Regions from separate parts of the Homo sapiens genome. Here region 1 is linked to region 2. A link is an interaction called in ENCODE POLR2A ChIA-PET data of the cell type or tissue named here. Cell type or tissue: GM12878. All regions are shown on one strand. Links, peaks and the distances in the headings refer to the core of each region. The heading gives the core; the rest is flanking DNA.

Region 1 (7,464 bases), core at 2,307-6,306, 130 kb after region 2:
ACTGAATTCAGAGAAAGAAACTCAAGTGAGCTAAAATCAGGCTACCTGTGTACCAAGACATTCAGGTGAGATCTGGGAAGTAGCAGAAAATGTCAATGTATACAGCTCAAGAGAGATAGGCAGGCTCAGGGCTAAATGCATTTAAAGAAGCACACCTTCTTCGATGCTACTTCCTGAGCACGTAGGATGTACATTCCAGAGTGTTTGCATAAAGGAGGCATCCACTTGTATGTTACCATTTGATACTGAGAGATGCTGCAGCAGAAACAGAAATGAGACATCTTTTAAATCACCAGTCCAGTGCCGACAGAAACAGCTCACCTAGAACTTCAAGGATTAAATTAAACAGCCTTACTGTCATCTGGTTCTTTCTATACAGCCTGTGGGAGATTTCTCCACCTGATCTAGAAGCAGCTTCAAAGTGGGACACTTTATTCTGGGGTGAGGAATTATTCAGCTACAGAGATGGCAGACATGTGTTGACTTCATCCCCTCAGCTGGAGCTGATTCAACACCAACTCATAAAATGTCCATTCTTTGTAGGATAAGATAACTCACAAATGGGAAAAATTACCCAACACTTGGCCTAGGCAAAGTAAAATCTGCCCACAGATTTTACTTCAGTTGACTCCGTGAGAAGCTTCTCTGACGTTTCTCTCATCTTCAGGCATCCCCACCCCCAGACAAGTGCCTGACACAAATGGTGCTTTTTATTACCCAACCCCAGCTGCAAAATCTCACTGGCAACTTCCACTCTCTGTGATACCCCATGTCCTGAAACATTGTACATTTTCTTTCTTTCTCCAACATAAACTTATTTTCCTATATTCGATCCTTTCTTGTTCTTCCCTAAACAAGAGCTAAACAACGTAATAAATTCAGAATAATGGGAGTTAATGTGCATATAGCGCTTGGGGCATTTTAACAGTTTGCTGGATGCAGCACCATCATCTAAAAGAATAACAGGTTAGTTCCGGACACCATGATCACGTGGCAGCAGACAGTATTTAATCATCCCTCGAGTGCAGTTGACTATTGAACAACACGGGTTTGAACTGCACAGGTCTGCATATACATGGATTTTCTTCCACCTCTACTCCCCCTGAGACAGCAAGATCAACCCCTCCTTCTCCTTCTCTTCCTCCTGTTCAACGTGAAGATGACAAGGATGAAGATCTTTAGGATGATCTACTTCTACTTAATAGACAGTATATATACTTTCTCTTCCTTATGATTTCCTTAACATTTTTTCTGTCTTCCTTTATTGTAAGAATGCAATATATAATACATATATCATATAAAATATGCTTTAACAGGCTATTCACATTATCAGTAAGGTTTCCCATCAAAAGTAGGCTACTTCTTATCAAAAGTTAAGTTTTTAGGAGTCGAAAGTTACACTTTAATTTTTTATTGTGCCAGGGGGTCAGCATCCCTAACCCCTACATTGTTTAAGGGTCAACTCTATATATGTAAAAGCATCTTATTCTATCCAACCTGCTGTGGCTCAGTTCTTCATGGCCATCTATTCCTAAAGGAAAAATTTCTGAAAACAGAAGACTCTTATATTATGAGGTACTTACAAGGTATCTTTCAGAGGACACGCTGACGAGGATGAGGTCATCGCCAATTCGAACTTTCTCTCCTTCGGACCTCTGTTTGGAAGCAGGATGTATAGTCCACCAACAGGCTTCTCCTACATGAAGGCTCCTTGAGTTAGTCATTGCTTCACAGAAGCCAGTGTCCCTAATTTTGCTCCTTGTTCTCCTTCCTCTTAGGACAACCCTTCACGTGCACACAACAAGTGCACATTCCAGACCTCAACTTCTGTTGGTCTCTAACCGTTCCAGACAGCCCCCCATCTGCTCTTGACTATGTCTGTCATTTTCATTTTCCCTAGAGACAGAAAAACAGTGTATGGAAAGGAGTATTGGAGGCCGGAAACTATAGCGGCCTTTGAGTATTTTTAATGCAAATAGGAAAAATGCTTTTTATAGTCTTTCAAATTTCTGTTTTGAGAATTGACTCCAATCAAGACCACCAAGAATAAATAAATAAATAAGAATCTATGTCATTGGTCTACTGCACACTTACACACTTTCATCTTTGTCTCCCCCTGTCCTAAGGGAAGCTTTTTTAAAGGCTTACATCTGCAAGGACTCAGACAATAAGTGAGAAATTGATAGCAAAGAAGATAAATTGACATTTTGGAAAAAGGAAAGCAGGTGGAAGCTTTTAGCCAATAAAAAGTGAAAACCCAGGTCTTTCAGTAAGAAAATGGAGATGAAGAAACCATCAATAAAAAGCCAATTCCTGCTGCAGAATCTCAAGAAAGTCCCTGGACTTGGAAGCACCAGCTACCTGCGAAGGCAGAAAATGGGTTGAAAACGGGACTGGTGGAAAGGTTGAAAAGGACATTCAAATCCCTGATGCCTTTCCCTGCCCTGAACAGCCAGAAGACCTCTCCTCCTCCACGCTATAGAAGATTAGAAGTTTAATCCATGGAAAAGCCAACTACCAAGGGTGGTCTGGTTTTGGAAATACCAGACATTGTCAAACAAAGAAGTAGAGTCTTGCTGAAAACAGAATTCAAACTTTATACCCTGATTAGTAAAACCCCAGCTCCTTTCCCTCCCTCCCTCCACCCAAATTTGAGGATCACTCTTTAGGGAAGCCAAACTAGCTAAGATAAAACATACTGTGGCTTTAGGTCACCAGTGAAATGCTCAGGTCTCTGCCAGATGACCTAAAAGTGAGGCTTAACAGACAACAAGCCTCAGCCAGCTTCTAGTCAGCTTTTACTGCCTTGATGAGAACATGAATGAAGACCAAGGACCACCTGACAACCGAGGAAGGTCTCTAACAGGAACCACAGAAACAAAGTGAAAAGAGAAGAGACTTGGAGAAAGCAAAGATTATAAAGAACAAATGAAAACTTAAAAAATCTTATAATTAATAATCTCAGAGGACATTCATGAAACAGCTATATTAGTATCTATGAAGGATCCCTTCCAAGGAAAAGAAAAATACTCACTGATCCTGGAAAAAAAAAGAAAAGAAAAGAAAAGAAAAAGGTGGTGGGATAAAGCTGAAAAATTCTTCCAGAAGGAAGGAAGACAAAAAACAGAATTATCAAAAAACCAACCTAGAGGAATTCCAGAGAGCAAGAACTGAAAAAGAGAGAGGAAATTAACAAAGAAATACTATTAAAGTTTTTTCAAAGCTGAAAAATGAGCATTTCCAGATTGAAAGAACCTACAGAGTCCCTAACACAGTAGAGATTAGAAACCCACTCTAAGGTGCATTCCAGTGAGATGTCAGAACAGAAAGAGGCCACGCCAAGACACATCGCTGTGGAATTTCAGACACCAAGGCACAAGAGACGCTCTTAGCTGCTTTCAGAAAATAAAAGCAAGTCACACACAAAGGATAAGAAATCAGAATGTAGACTTCTCAACAGTCAGACCACTGGCTAGTAGAAAGCCTTCAGGAAGCTGAGGAAAAAAAATTTCCAATATAGAATTACAGTAAAGTGTGTATGACTTGTGAAGCTGTAATTAGGAAATTTTCAGACAAAAATTTAATCCACATGCATCTTTTCTGTAAAAGTTACTAGATAATGTGTTCCACCACAGTGAGGTGGTAAACCAAGAAGGCAAAAAACAAACAAACAAACTAAAAAACCAGAAAACAAAAACCAACCCTGTCAGATCTAATAAACATGGAATCTAGGGCAAGGCAACAGAAATTCCCTAGATGATGGCTGATGTTTCTAAGAAGATGAAACTGAGAGAACAGATCATGCAAGCGAATCTAACCAGATTTTCACTTCTATAGGAAAGTTTGAAAATGAATACATGATTGGGTCACAAAAAAACTAAGCAAACAAATAAGGCAGTTATTAACTATTGGAAAACTCTAAAGTAATACAATAAATTACCTGGTCAGAATATATTATGTGGCTCATTTGCAAATAAAAGTTACAGTTATAGCAGTGAAAGTAGTTAATATTGATTTGATAGTTAAATAAAATAGATGAAAATCTATTGGAAGGATGGGAAGAGTGGAAGAAAAGACAGGGAAGAGTGAAATAAAAGCAAAATTTTTATCAGGACATCCACAGTTAATGCATAATCTAGAAAGAATTTTAAAAAGCATTGTTTTAATATGTATATTATAAACAAGTGGTAAACAATACTAAAAGAGCTGAAAGTAGATGCCCCAGAGAGGCAAGCATCCAAAGGAGGGAGGGCAGGAGACTGGTGTTTATAATAAGCTCAGGAGCACTATTTCTCTCTTTAATCTATGTGTGAGTACTACTTCAATTAAACTAAACATGACATGACAAAGAGGTTGAGCTCTACATTTGAAGGGGAAAATGTTGTATGCATCTTTAATGTTCTCTGAGACCACCGAAGGGTGTCCATGATGAAGGGGGTCCTGAAGAGGAACACACAGAAAGAGTACTTTGCTTCCCTGCCCTCTCCCACACTCTGGAGCCAGGGATGGAGCTGTCCCTGAAGCAGTGGGATGGGCCAGTCCAAAGCCGTAAAATACAAAATAACACTTTTAGTGTGGGTATGCTTTAAACATTTCTTTCCTCCTAAGTCTAAATTCTAAAGCTATATCTAAATCCTAAAAACAAAACAATTAAACAACTTTAAAAGGAGACCAGAATAAGTAATTTTACCCAAAATCAAGGATAAAATGATCATCAATTCTGTGTTAAGTGTGAGAATGTACAATTCAATGTGTTGGGGAAAAATGCTAGAATTGTTCAAGAAACTGCCCCCAAACTTTCTCCTCATATTCTCCTATAGTTTCAACTCCACTACTGGGCAGTTTACTTGTTTACAACTCTGAAGGGGTTTCTGAGCCAGAAGTGCATTCAGAGAACTAGCCAGACAGGAACAGGGGACCCTTCTGTTGGATTCCGTGTGAACCTCCTCCTGCAGTGAGGAGAATCTCCAGGTAATGCTGAACCTCATCTGAGTTGGAGGTGCATCCTCCTTGTCCCTCACAAACGCCAGCTAGCTTTCTTCAAGGAGAATATCACATGAGTTTGGGTGAGAGATGCAAAACAAACGTAAGTTAGTTTAGGCTCTAGGTTTTCATGAAGACCTAGTCAAGCCTTCTCTCCCTGTCTTCCGCCACAGGTAGCTTCTCAACAGCCAGCTTGAATATGGGTTAGTTCTATGTGTTTGCCTTGTCTGTCAACAGAATTCACACCTAGTCTGATGTGTGAATTTCATCAGTTTAAAAACTGATGAAAAGAGTAATGTTGCCGCTGTTGTTTCCCTTTATTTTTATTTAAGGCTCTAACAATTAAAATAATTCTCTGAACACTTGACTAAAAAGCGGTGTTTCTCAATTTCTTTCCAATCTCAAAAAGTATCAAGTTATTTTACTGATATAAATACAGTGACCATATTTGACTTTTCTGATCATATTCTTCAGGATTGACAGTTGGTCTATATTTAGAAAGAAGTGTATATTCAGAGTGTGGCACTTCACTCACTTTGTAATTTCCAGCAAGGTCGACAACACCTTAGAGGAAATTATATTTTAAGACTAACACTTTGGCTGAAAACAAAGAAACTTTAAATCAAATTCAAATCTAATATTATTTTAGGAAAAAAGCCATAATGGGCAAAGGCGGGGCCACTTTTTTGCTTGGTACAAAAACAGGAAGAGGAAGAAAAGAGCAAGAGGTTCCCTCAGGCACTCTCAGGACACCATTGTGCAAGACATGGAAACAGCAAGTACACACGGTTTGGATGCTGGATTTTTTTTTCTAGATCTATAAAATTAGGCAACCTGGATCCTTCCATTATGAACTGACCTAGCTTTAGAATAACAACATAGGCTCTTGTCTTTCTTTGGCTACCCAACATTGGAACCCTCTTCCTATTTAAGGGAGAATGTCATATTACAGACTGTATTCAAATTAGACTTTTCCTGCAGTGTGCCCTAACCTGTTTTCTCTTCCTTGGTCTCTGTTCCTACCCAATTTTCAAGCCTGAGGCTCCAGATTTAGTGAAGGCTCTACCAAACATCCTTCTAGTAAATTCTTATTCTTACTGAGTTAACCTGAATCAAGTTCTCTTGTTTGCAACAAAGAATCCTGTTTGGTACCTAGCCCAACCTCTAAATGGAGCAGAAATTCCACATGTAATGCCCTTGACGGATGGTCAGATTGTTCATGAATATTTTTAGCCACAGGGAGCACCCGATATCCCAAGGCCGGCTGTTCTCCTGCTCATTAATTGCTGATGTTCCGAAGTAGTTTTCAAAATTGATGTGAAATGTGCCTCCTTTCAACTCCTACCCACTGCTCTGTTGGTCTTTGGAAGAACCCCAGCAAGTCAGCATCTTGTTTGATATTACAACTTTGAATATCTGTAGATTATTATCTTAGTCCTCGGTTCTTTATTTTTGGTTTCCAGTGAGAACCTGTGCCATCCTGGTCAGCATTTTCAGCACCCACCTTTTAACTGTCAATATTTTTGACTATACTAAAAAAAAAATAATAATAATCCATTGGTTCCCAAAGTATATGATGTATATCATTGGTGGGAGGCAATTAAATGACACTGACAAATACAGTGAGAAATTTATTTTCAGTTTTACTACTTTTTTCTTTCGAGACGAAGTCTCGCTCTTCTCCCCCAGGCTGGGGTGCAATGGTGCGATCTCGGCTCACTGCAACCCCTGCCTCCTGGGTTCAAGCGATTCTCCCACCTCAGCCTCCTGAGTAGCTGGGATTACAGGCGCCTGCCACCACACCCAGCTAATTTTTGTACTTTTAATAGAGTCGGGGTTTCACCATGTCGGCCAAGCTAGTCTCAAACTCCTTACATCAGGTCATCCGCCAGCCTCGGCCTCCCAAAGTGCTGGGATTACAGGCATGAGCCACCGTGCCCGGCCCATTTTTACTACCCTTTTAAACCTTCTGATGCTTTCAAATAAAGTTTTACATTTGGAACTAGTGTATCATTAACATGTTATAATATTTGTCAACATCTCTTCAATTACTTAATGACATGGTTTTCATTATTTTACTTTTATGGCAAGCAAAAACAGTTTATACTTACGGCAATAAGTTTTGTCTGTAAAATTTTAAGTACAAAAGTAATTAAATTTAAATAAAATCATAAAGTAAATGATATTATAAAGGATACAGTGGAATGGCAAAATCACGATTATAGATGTCAATAACATTTGGAAAACACTACTTTAGACATAGCTTGTTCATTGCAGAACAAAATAGGACTACTCCTTTGATCTAGACACTATATTTCATTATTTAAGCCTTTATTACGACACCTTTATTTTTTGGCAGTCATTTAGTATCATTGGTTCTTATCACAAATGATTTGTTCACTTACTTTCAATACCTAACAACGTTAAAGATTTGTTTTTCTTTGAGATTCTGGCTGACTGTGGTAAAAACATTATGTTCTC
Region 2 (7,464 bases), core at 1,275-5,274:
TTCTCCCATGGGGAAAGCATTCAACAAATGGCAGAGATCAAGAATTTACCGAATTTTAATCTGTAAAATTTGACAGATGGTTTTTATTTTGTTAATTTTAGAATTTAGGAGAAATAGATGGTCAGCCTCTTCTGGAAGAATAATTCAATGCCTATATATTTACATTGAAGGAAATGCTGCTTAAACTGCAGCGTTGGAAAAGTACTGGCCAGAAGGAACAAGCAAAACATTTTCTAGGGAATTTTCTGGATGGAGATACGAAAAAAAAGTGACTTAGTACAGTGGCTACTATTGTTAGATTTTTTCACTTGTTCATTATCATTTGATCCTTTGATAATATTGTAACAGCTTTCATTAACAATATGGCTTGGAGTTAATTTAGGCAAATCCCTTCAACATTGAGCCAGCTAGCAGATTTCAGAATGTGAGTTTCAGGACACTGTTGCTCTCTCTTTCCTAGAAAAGTTGTGGCTTCTCTGCAGGTCATTGGCCAACATCAACTGCTCACAGCAGAGGGACTGCGGGGTGAGCCCACCACCACCTTATCTGAAAATGATTCAGATCCTTGGTTTGGTGAACTTTTAAATGTTAAAACATTGAATTCCGTTGGGTTCAGATTTTGAGTCAAAACAGTGAGATATCTCACAGATGTAGTAGGCAAGATAAAAAGAGTGATTTTAAAAAGCCATTCCAAATGTGTTTGTAGCTCATGGTATGTATGCTGGTAAGTTCTTTGGCAAGGGTACAGTGGAGAAGCACAGCACAATACAAAGAGACAGAAGACCTGCCTTCAAGCCATAGCTTTACTCACTTTACGTACCTTAGGTTGGTGACAATCAGACACCCGGACGTTTTTCTGGAACGGGTAAGGGTAGAAAGAATAAACAAGTACCCCTTAATTCTTCTGAGTCCTGCTTCCCCCAACTATACAATGGAGGAGTGTAGAAAACTAACAGCAGTAAATGAATATGTGTGGAAGTATTCAGTAAACTGCCAATTCATTGTATAACGTTTCTAACACTATCTACACTTTTATTATTTCATCAAATGCAAGGGTAATAGAAATCAGATACGCAATAGCATGAACAAAATTACCAATAATTTAAAGGATTTTGACCCTTTAATGCATATGGTTCTGTAATCAGCAACCTTGTCTCCATCTGATCATATTAAAAACAATTTATGGGGGTGGTGGTTGTTAAACCACTCTCTAGAATTTATTTTAAAATGCCAGGCTTGAGTGAGGGGATTCATCATGTCTGGAACATTCAGCAGAGAAGCCAAACATGCCTGATCACCTCAACCATTTCGTCTATTTCTGGGATCCCAAGATAGAGTACTTATGACACGAAACGTGAACCTCTCATAACTCCTCCTGTGGAAGGGAAGAAGCATGAGGTGAAGACACGCAGTCTCATACAGGGCTGGCCTCTCGGGTGTGCGTGTTTTGCCAAGACAGACAGAATGTGGTCTGTGTGCCTGAGGCCTGAGGTAGCGGGGCTGCAGACTGCAATCCTTGGTGCCCGAACACCATTCACAGATGTAGGGGGAGGCTTCACAGAGGCAGGTGACAAGTGACTTCATCTGACTGACTCCATTTACCTCACATGAAATGGTCACCTGGTGGGACCCCACCCCCCGCCAGCCATGACAAACTCTCTGTTAAAAAGAAGGTGGGAAAGGGCCAGCTGTGGTGGCTCATGCCTGTAATCCCAGCACTTTGGGAGGCTGAGGAGGGCAGACTGCTTGAGGTCAAAAGTTCGAGACCAACCTGGCCAACATGATGAAACCCTGTCTCTACTAAAAATACAAAAATTAGCCAGACATGGTGGCGCATGCCTGTAATCCCAGCTATTTGGGAGGCTGAGGCAGGAGAATCGCTTGAACCGTGAGGTGGAGGTTGCAGTGAGTGGAGATCACACCACTGCACTCCAGCCTGGGTGACAGAGCAAGACCCTGTCTCAGGAAAAAAAAAAAAAAAAAAAAAAAAGAAAAAGAAGGTGGGAAAGAAGCAACCACTTTCAAAAGAGACTCTCAGCAGGTGATATAGGAGACATATGGGTAACTCAGCCTATTTTCAGTTCTCCTTTGGCGGTAACCACAAAGGGAGCCTAAACTCACGTTTTTGTGGCTTTAGAGTGCTGCTGGCACATCCTCACAAAAGACCCGCCCTTTCCAGAGTGACTGATGGAACTACCCTATCAAGGGTTGCCATTGCCAAGTCCCCCATACACTCTTCCAGAGGTTTCAATACTTCCGATGACAAATGGTGAGATTTGTTCCCTTCAGAGATATTCTGACAAAGTTGAAAGGTCGATATAAAGGGCAGTAAGGGCAGTAAGATGTATGAACCCCAAAGTAGTGTTTTCAGACAAACTGATCCTATCTTGACAGTCAATTGCTCTAGTCTACGATTTGAAAGGGTGTTCCAAGATGGATAGGAATAGGTAACAAGATAAAAAGCAACGATATTAAACCTGAGAAATTCCTTCTTCTTTAAACAAATGATAAATTTGCTGAATCTGTACCAAGGAGTAGACTGATTATATATAATACTCAGACAAGACAATCTTCCTCTTGAAATTTCATGTCCTAGAGATAGTCTAACAGCCCTGCAGAACAAGTTATAATCTTGTTTCATCATGGGTCAAAACGGTAGGAGTCATCTATAGTATAAGGATTAGAGAGATAAATCTAGACAAAGCTCGGCATTGTTGAAAAATAGGAAGTCAAAGTTTCTAGGATGCTACATTTTCAAAAATCATACCCCAAATCCAAAAACAACCCCCCCAAACTCATATCCTATATCCTTTACAAACTCTCTTTTATTATTATTTTATTTTCTCTCTGGGGCAATTTTCAATGCTAAGGAACCACAAAGGGAAGTGACAGAAACAATAATCGTTAAGAAACAATAATGGTTAAAAGAGGAAGACTATGGAAACCTAAAAGAAGAACAGACATGTATTTACAGGCACCTCTAAGTAGAACACGACAGCAAGAACAGACACCAAGCAACCCATCTCAGGTTTCAGGACAGTATGAAAGTAAGTTTCTTCAATCAGAAGAAAGGCAGAACCCAAAATACGTAACTGAACCACCAGCAATTATAACATACTGCCCAGATGCTTTCTTTGAAGTTAAGCAGCCCCTATCTATCTTACAGTATTTGTTTAAAAAAAGTTACATTAATTAAGTCTTAGAAGAGCACACTGTCATTTAAAGGCAATGTCACTTACTGGGGCATCTCTCCTCCTCCTCCGTCGGCTGCTCCTTCTCTGGCTTGGGTGGGCCTTTGATTTTGTAAACCAAGGCACAGAGTTTTCCTGTCCAGGAGGTGTCCTCCTCCTCCTCTTCCTCTTCTTCCAAAGGAACCCCTAGCAAGCCACAGAACAGGGTGAAAATCCAAAGCAGTGCATGAAACCATCATAGTGTCACAAAGAACATTTAAAAAACTGCTTCCCATCCTTCTGGAACTTTCTAAAGATACTACAGGCTTTCTAAAGATACTATTCTCGTGAATAGTTACCTATCTTATAGCTTTTGAAAAAAAAAATATTGATTTCCTGTTTATCAGAACAACAAGTAAGTTTAATCCTAAAACATGTGTTTTGAATCTGTACCCCCAAAACCTCTGAAAGAGTGTAAGGGGGATTACATACACTCTTATAGTGTTGAAACCTCTGGAAGAATGTTTGGGGGACGTGGCCCTAGAATCTGTAGAAGAAGTTAACAATGAGTTATTTCAAATGAAAAGCTTGTCAATTACCCATATATTATTAAACCTACCCATGTACAAGCAACACAAATGCTGAGAGCTGCTTAAAACCAGTAGGTACGTATCCAAGTAGAGATTGCTGGCTGAGAAGCCTTAAGGGCAGAAGTTACTAAACACACACACACACACACACACACCACACACACCCACACACCCACACCCCCCCCCCCCCCCACACACACACACCCCTAATAGCTAAAAAGCAAAGAGATCAGAATCTTGTCTCACCTGGAAGCTGAGAGTCCCAACTAACTTTAAGCAAATTAGGTGAGGTTTATATAAGGATCAGTTGTCTTCATTCTTTTGCTAGAAACCCTGTTTCCTCTCTATATCTCAGCACAGGCTCTTTTAGGTAGAAGGAATTTTGGTCATATATTCTGTCAGGGTTACTTCCTGTATCTTTTCTGACACAAGTAGCTAGGATAGTCACGTCTTGAAAGACAGTATTGCAATTTTAAATACAAAAATAACTTCCCAACCTCCCACTAGCTTTCTAATGAAGGAATCAAAAACAGACTCTTCTTGTAAAAAAAGGACAAAGCCTTTCTCTGGGCAGCTTACCACAGTGAAGGAGAAGGTCCTCATGGAAATCATACAGCTCCTCCCGAATCTCCTCTGGGCAGGGGCAGTTCTCTCCCAGTTGAAAGTTAAGCAGCATGTTGATCTTTGAGAGGCAAGAGAAGAATAGCTAGTTGGTTCTCAATGTTGGCCAAGGGAACTCAGATCCTGCCTTAGACAGACACTTACATTCTTTTCAAATTTATTTTACTTAGTGATTTTTTTTTTTTTGGTAAAAGTGGCCAATATTTACAAGTAGCTTTCACCTTTTCCTGATTCTAAAAGTAACTTATTAATTGTATAACATTTGGAAAATACCTAAATAAGAAAATTTACTGTGATTCCACCACCCCGAGATAACTACTGTTAATATTTTAGCTAATGTCTTCCTGACATTATGTAGGTATACGCACAGAATGGGATCACATTCCAGATACACCTTTTAAAAACCAGAGTTTTCCACTTAATGTTACTTGAACATTTTCTTACTTTCTTAATCCAATTTTTAATAGGTGCATTGTAATTATATGGAAGAATTATAATTTATGTAAAATTAACTCTGTTATGACATATTTGTTTCTATTATTTGTCCTTATAAAGCTGGTTTGAGTTTCCTTTAAAATAATTTTTTTTCATGTCTCTGATTATTTTCTTAGAATAAACTCCCAGAAGCAAAATGACTAGAGGAACAGGTTTGCATATTTTAATGTTTTTTTATATGAATTTACAAATTGCCCTTCAGAAAGCTTACAATTTGCATTATTAACAAGTTTATACAAGTGTGTATTACTATGCCATCTTCGTTACAGTAATAAGAGTTAACACATTTTCAAATATTTTCAATTGAATGGGTGAAAAATGTCCTATCCCTGTTGCTTTAATTTATGCTTAATTGGTGAGGTTGAAATTTGTTTTTTCACACATAAAGATTAATTTTATTTTGTATTTCATAAATTTCCCATCCATGTTTTTCCTCTATTTTTCTACTGGGTAATTATCTTTAAAAAATTTGCCCCTGAGTGCTTTGGACACCTCTAGATTTTTAACTTTTTATATACTTTTATACTCTACATGTATTGGCCCAGCTTTTGGTCAGCTTTTAATTTTGTCTACAAGTTTTTTTGTTTGTTTGTTTGTTTTTTTGAGACAGAGTCTCGCTCTGTTGCCCAGGCTGGAGTGCAGTGGCACAATCCCGGCTCACTGCAAGCTCCGCCTCCCGGGTTCACGCCATTCTCCTGCCTCAGCCTCCCGAGTAGCTGGGACCACAGGCGCCCGCCAACACGCCCGGCTGATTTCTTTTTTTTTTTTGTATTTTCAGTATTTTTAGTAGAGAGGGGGTTTCATGCCAATCTATCATTCTTTTTAGTTTTTGTCTCAGGGATTTTTTTTTTTTTTTCAAGACTGAGTCTTGCTTTGTTGCCCAGGCTGGAATGCAATGGTGCAATCTTGGCTCACTGCAACCTCCACCACCTGGGTTAAAGTGATTCTCCTGCCTCAGGGTGCCGAGTAGCTGGGATTACAGGTGCGCACCACCGCACTCAGCTAATTTCTTGTATTTTTAGTAGAGATGGGGTTTCACCATGTTGGCCAGGCTGATCTAGAACTCCTGACCTTGTGATCCACCTGCCTTGGCCTCCCAAAGTGCTAGGATTACAGGCATGAGCCACCGCGCCGGGCCTGACTCAGGGATTTTTAGTAGTTTTTGTGCTATGGACCCCTCTGACAGTCTGGTGAAACCCATGGATTGCTTCTCTGATTAATATTTTAAATGCACAAAATAAAATACATAGGACTACAAAGAGAAATAATTATACTGTAATACAGGTATCAAAACTATAGAAATCAAATTTGTGATGTAGTAACGTATGTACTTATTAACTCATTAGAGAAAATGATCTAGTGGCAGGTCTTATATCTATCCACTGTGGTCTTGAAGTAGTAAGGAATGAAAATGATCTTTCTAGATACCGTAACCACTGTAATGTGACATGAAAAAATGTGCAATTTTGGTTGGTGTCAAAGTCAGGTACTTGTTTTGCTGCCAATATTAAAATAAGAAAAGAAATGCTATCAGAGATCAGTGAAAATAAAGCTGTCATTCATTTTCCACTCAGGTTCCTGGATCTCTGAATTCTGCCTATAGGGCCACGACCCCAGGTCATTGAACACCTGGAGTGACAGAAGAAATAACCAGAGGTAAACATTTTGCTGCCTCAGCCAGGATAACCCAAACTCCTTTTGTTTAGGATTTCTAGGTTGGAAAAATTTGCAATCTCTTATTAAATCATGAACCTTGTGTAGCATTGTTAGGAGGAACTCTACACAAAGATCTTACTGCAAACCATATTTTGCAAGTAGGTAGAGGTATTGTTTGTAAGAAAAAATATCCACAGAACAGGTTGGGTCACGTTTGTGGTTTTTCTGTGAGGTTAAATTACAGTAATTATATTAACAACATATGCTGATTTGTTGTCGATTAAATAAAAATAAGATTTGAAGATCTGGTTTCTGAGTTAGAAAATGAATTTCTTTACTAAAAGATCTTTCCTTTGGCAGAACATTTAGGAAGCAGGGGCTTCCTTGCCTGTAGGACATACAACAGAAAGCTGGGTTGAGCTGAATTTTCCACTGCAGGTCATGCCCTTTAATAACGTCCTCTTGGAAGTGAAAGGCCAGCTGGCTATGCTTGGCTAACTTGCCAGCAACCCTTGGACTAATCTCAGTTTTACCTTCTTTTGTACTTAGTTATATCCCCCATTTTCTTCCATCTCCCTGAATACTCTCTGGACATAGGGCTTAAAAATCTGTTTTCTCTTCAAAGGTTGTAGAAGGATATCACTGTTTTAAAATTGTAATTTTCAGGCATCCTATTTTCTAAGTGATTTTGCATTGCTATTCTCTGAAATTGATCTAAATCCACCATATCCTTTGATGACATTAAATCTTCTGATATTGATGACTCTATGGGTAGGTGCCTTGTAGAAGTGAATACTCTGAGAGGGATGGCAGGGGGACAGCTGAATCTCATAGCGGTAAGTGTCCCTTCTTTCATTTTTATTCTCAGACCAGCAGTATCAGCATTACCTGAAAACTTGCTAAAAATGCAAAAGCTTAGGCCTCACCCTAGA

Evidence for each region. ChIA-PET counts read pairs that join two places held together with the same protein. Peaks named below come from ENCODE experiments on the same cell type or tissue, not always from the same donor. Only the 100,000 strongest peaks of a DNase experiment are listed, where the experiment ranks them.
Region 1: POLR2A ChIA-PET joins it to region 2 with 8 read pairs; 3 of 35 experiments call an interaction of 5 or more read pairs at or near these places.

Annotation. Positions count from the first base shown.
Region 1 is chr15:33,533,582-33,541,045 of GRCh38, reverse strand. RYR3 (ryanodine receptor 3) reads right to left here. Exons shown (of 104, transcript NM_001036.6): 6 at 1,584-1,696; 7 at 156-255. Among named protein-coding and RNA genes, the nearest start is that of RYR3, 230 kb to the right of the region's middle. In GM12878, for the core only: no CTCF peak of the experiment used is centred there; no DNase peak of the experiment used is centred there; H3K27me3 peaks cover 168 bases.
Region 2 is chr15:33,666,332-33,673,795 of GRCh38, reverse strand. It overlaps RYR3 (ryanodine receptor 3), which reads right to left. Exons shown (of 104, transcript NM_001036.6): 37 at 4,340-4,442; 38 at 3,240-3,377. Among named protein-coding and RNA genes, the nearest start is that of CHRM5, 300 kb to the left of the region's middle. In GM12878, for the core only: no CTCF peak of the experiment used is centred there; DNase peaks (open chromatin) are centred at 2,095 and 3,065.